2 separate regions of the Homo sapiens genome follow, and region 1 is linked to region 2. A link is a loop called in an ENCODE intact Hi-C map of the cell type or tissue named here. Cell type or tissue: Calu3. All regions are shown on one strand. Region 1 overlaps TC2N (tandem C2 domains, nuclear). Region 2 has its middle 23 kb from the start of CATSPERB.

Region 1 (2,500 bases), 76 kb after region 2:
GCTTTTGTAGGTTTATTTCGAGGTTCTATCATTCTGCCAATTCTTGCTCAGGATGTCCTACTTCCTTGTACAGCTGGTTATCTTTGACAATGAATTATTCATTGACCATGAAACTGTACTGGTAGAACTTTTTAAGCTAAAAATGAAAGTATACTCCAGAGAATATCTGCATTTGTTTACCAGACCATTTTCAATTCATGCGTTGACAAATAACCCAATTCTAAAATGGACAAAAGAATTAGACATTCCTGCAAAGAAGACAGACAAATGGCCAATAAACACATTAAGAAGCGCTCAATGCCACTGATCATTAGGAAAATGCAAATCAAAACCATAATGAGATACCACTTCACACACACTAATCAAAAAGACAGACAAAAAATAAGTGTTGGTGTGGCTGTAGAGAAACTGGAACCCTCATAAATTGCTTATGAGAATGTAAAATGGTGCAGCTGTTTTGGAAAACACTTTGGCAATTCCTCAAACACTTCACACAGAGCTACCATATGACCCAGGAATTCTAATCCTAAGTAAATATACCTATGAGCATAGAAAACATATTTCCACACAAAAACATTTTACACAGATGTTCACAGCAGCAGTATTCATGATGGCCAAAAAGTAGAAACAAATCCAAATGTCCATCAATTGATGAATGAGAAAACAAAATGTGGTATACAGCCATATGATGGAATACTATTCAACCATAAAAACAAATGAAGTACTGATTCACACTACAACACAGATAAATCTTGAAAACATTATGCTAAGAAAGAAGTGAGACATAAAAGACCACATATTGTGTGATTCCATTTACATGAAATGGCCAGAATAGGCAAATCCACAGAAATGGAAAACAGATTAGTGGTTGCCAGTGACTGAGAAGGAAGAGGCAAATGGGGAATGGCTGCTAATGGGTACAAGGTTTTTTTAGGAGGGTGACAAGAGTGTTCTAGAATTATATAGTGATAGTTGCACAGCTAAATGAATATACAAAAAAAAACCCCACTGAATTGTACATTTTAAAGGGGTGAATTTTATGGTATGTTAGTATCTCAAAAAAGAAATGATTTTTTAAATTTACATCTTGAAATATTTTTGACCACCAAGGTAATATAAAACTTCTCCCCATGGTCTGTTTGGTGGTCACAACTTCCCAAGGACAGGATTTTTTTCCTTTCTTGTTTTACCTGGCATCAAGACAACTTTCCTTGCACTCCCTTCAAGGAGGTAGAGTGAGTTTTTCGCCCTTCTCGTGACATCACAGCCCTTTGTGGTCCCAGAATTAGCCTCTTAGCCTACATTGAATGAGCCCTGGGCTGACTTCCAACTATCCTTGGTGACATGCAAATATACCAAGTGCCTATTCAAATGCATCAAGTTTCCCCTGTTTAGCAAATGCTCTCAAGGCAAGTAAGACTTAAAGGCTCCTTTAGTCTCTCATACGTTTAGCTTTCTCTTAGATTTTGGCATGTTAATTCCTATCTTTTGAATTGTTTTTTTAAATACAGCATTCTTAGCTGTTCTCAGCTAAGGTTGTCCAATACCTCACAACTTACACTGTTCCCAAAATGCAAATCCTATATTTATTTTTCAAGTTAAAATTAATTCTAGTAAGTTAGGAAAGGATTTGCAGCCTGATATAGTCTACATTAGAGTAGCTTCAGTATTATTTATGACTTCAGGTGATTACAGTAGATATTTAAGAATTAAATAACACATTTTATTACTTTTTAAAAAGAAAAAAATTAAACATTAATTTGAGGAGCAGTCTAATTTAAAAGAAGCATGGGTGGATAACTTGTTCTCTCAAGTATCAAGGTTCTTTAAACAGCTAAAGTAAATAAGACTGTGGTAAGATACATAAACAGATCTGTTTTAGAAAGAGTAGCTTGGAAACGACCACACATGTATGGAAACTTGATCTATGATACTTGTAGATCACTGAAATGAAAAACAGAATATTCAGTTCTATAATGCTGGGAAAAACTGATTAGCCATATGGGAAAAAAAGAAACTGGACCCCCACTTCACACCATACAAAAATCAGTTCTACATGGATTAAGGACACAAATATGAAAGGCAACTTTTTAAATAGATTTTCTTTTTTAGAGTAGTTTTAGAATCACAGTAAAATTGAGAAGGTACAGAGATTTCCCATATACCCCCCTGCTTTTAGTAGAAAATATCAGACTATATTTTTATAATCTCAGGGAAGGTAAAGATTTGTTAAACAAGATGCCAAAAGCACAAACCATAAAACAAAAAGTTGACAGAGTCAACTATATTCAACTATATATAAAACGTGTTAATCAAAAGACACTATAAAGAAAGTAAAAGACAGGCTGCTCACTTGGAGAAAAAGAAATGTGCCACGTGCATAACTGACAAGGGATTCACATCCAGAATATATAAAGAGCTTCTATTACAGAAATCCATTTTTAGACCGAGTGCAATGGCTCATGCCTGTTAATCCCAGCACTTTGGGAGACTGAGGCAG
Region 2 (2,500 bases):
GCACTGACTATAACATGTGGCACACTGGGTTGACTCAGTCCACCAAAAGCCCTTCAAAGAAAACTGTGCCTTTATATCAAATATGCTCACATGGCTGAAAAGGAGAAATTTAATAAGTCAATATACAGGTAGCACATGATATCAGCACTCCAACCATAGCTACTGGAATTCATTAACCTTTTCACGCACATGGCTCCTGGTGTGCTTTCACCCCCACAGCCAATGCCAGTGTCAGTCAGAGGGCTGCTCTTAAGCTGCCAAAGACCATTTTGCCTGAGTAAATTTCCTGGAAATTTACATCTCCCCAGGGACACTTAAACCAGTGGTTCTGAATGAGGACGTGACTTTGAGCTCCAGGAGTCAAAGTGTCTAGAGATACTTTTGGTTGTCATAACCGGGCCGGGAAAGGTGGCTGGGAGGCTACTGGCATCTAACACATAGAAGCCAGAGATTGTAGCCAGACAGCCTACAATGCGCAGGACAGACTCCCAAGACAAAAAACAAAAACAAAAACAAAAACAAAAACAAAAAAAACCAAAGAATTACCCCCAAAATGTCAATAGTATCAAGGCTAAGAAACTCCACCTCAAACAATGACTGATGGGCAGGGAAGTATGCACACTGTAGTTTTTTTCTCTTGTACCTGATTGGAACAGTTCTGAGATATGATCTACACTGTCTCCAGGGCTCTCCAGGGGGACTGAGCTAAAATTACTTGCTTGGAAGTTTGCCTGACATTGTACCATTGTTTTGTTTCCTTCTCTTCCCTGGCCACTTCCCCACTCCTCTACCAATTTTTCCTGAGAACACCTCCTAATAAGCCGCTTTTACACAAATTCCCATTTCAGGATTGCTTCTGGGAGAAACAAGCCAAAACAATATGTACAAGTGGATATTAAGGAGAACTACAGATTTTATGTGCATAATGTGGAGTAGGTTACTAAATGGTTAGCTATACTGTAACAGAACTCATAGCTGGACAAGCCCATAAGTAGGGTATCAGAGCATCTTAAACCAAGAAAGCATGGTGTGTTAGGAAAAAAACTAACAGTGAAGTTAGGAAACCCAGGTTCCAGTCTCACCTCTTAAGTGAGATCTCAAGTAAATCACAGCCAAGTGGAAAAGAGAAAATAAAAACTGGACAGTTATCTAACATTCTATGCTGTCTTAGAGCAGTGGTTCTCAAACAGGGGCAATTTTGACCCCTATGGAACATGTGACAATGTTTGGAGACATTTTTGGCAATCATAACCGGGAGCAGGGTGCTACTGGCATCTAGTGAGTAGAGCCCAGGCATGCTGCCAAACATCTATCTCATAATGCACAGGCAAGTCCCCCCTGCTCCCCACCAGCAAAGGATTATCCAGCCCAGAATGTCAATAGTGCTAAGGTTGAGAACTGCCTTACAGAGAAAATTAGATTAGATATTAACCTAAGAAATTTCTGAGGCTTAAAGTTATTAAAAATAGGTAATGTATTATTGAAGGAGACTACAACATAGTCTCTATATCCTTAAAAACAGCATATGGATGCTTTTCTGCATAAGATTGGGAGGGGTTATTCTAAACAGATCTTGAAATGTTATGTGGGAGAACTAAGCACCTATCCAAGTAGCTAGAGACAGAGGAGAGAGCAGGGGCCTGAATCTTAGCAGGTTTGCCATAGTGCTGAAGACTTGACTCTCACCCATGTACTGGGATTTAAATATATTATGAGCATATCTCCAGATCCATCCATCTCCCCTGCAATCACTGAAGACAACCTCCCTCACATGTTTAATAACTTTTGTATGCAACTTTGGGGACCAATTTTTCTCCACTAACATTTTCCTGGAGGGAAAAAGATAGTTTCTCCAAATTATATACAGGTAAAGATAAAACTATTTTATAGTTAGCTTATCTGAGTTAATAAAAACACTTAAATGTATAACATATTTGCTTATGAATCCGGGTTTATTCATGTGACAGGTGGTAAGATGATGCCATACTTAACTTTGACTTCACATTCCTGTTGGTCAAAGCCTCTCACACCCTTTTTAAACAAAGCTGGCAGTAAAATCCAACATATTGCGTAACTAACCAACGTTACATATTGCTCAGAAAACTCTACACTCCCAACAGGAAATTCCAGGAATGAAAGGATTTCTGTTTCATTATCAGAAAGGTGCCTTGTACTAGTAACCACAATAGGTAGGGTAAATTAAAAGATTTATTCCTGGATTGTTAATTTCTCTGAAAGGACTTAAGAACAAACTTAAAACTTTTGAGGTAGGTCTGACATAATGAATTCTCTTTCATCTGTGATAATACTTTTAAATGTGTTATCAGAAACTCTTCAAAGGTGCTTAGAACTTTGAAAGGCTAGCTGCTGTCACTTGAAAGTTAGGGTGACAGCTGAGACAGAGCCCAAGGTTTTCATTTGGGTAACTTGCCTGTCATGGATAGACCTAGCAGAGGCCTGTTTTCTGCACTTCACTGAAGTCTTATTCATCAGGAGTCAG

The links. Peaks named below come from ENCODE experiments on the same cell type or tissue, not always from the same donor. Only the 100,000 strongest peaks of a DNase experiment are listed, where the experiment ranks them.
Region 1: it touches region 2 in a loop (4-fold over the local background); 1 of 110 quality-filtered maps calls a loop at or near these places.

What each region holds. Positions count from the first base shown.
Region 1 is chr14:91,829,662-91,832,161 of GRCh38, forward strand. All of the region lies in intron 1 of TC2N (tandem C2 domains, nuclear), which reads right to left. Among named protein-coding and RNA genes, the nearest start is that of TC2N, 37 kb to the right of the region's middle. RefSeq lists a silencer at 1-91. In Calu3, no CTCF peak of the experiment used is centred here; a DNase peak (open chromatin) is centred at 1,300.
Region 2 is chr14:91,753,702-91,756,201 of GRCh38, forward strand. No RefSeq gene overlaps it. Among named protein-coding and RNA genes, the nearest start is that of CATSPERB, 23 kb to the left of the region's middle. In Calu3, no CTCF peak of the experiment used is centred here; DNase peaks (open chromatin) are centred at 1,320 and 2,030.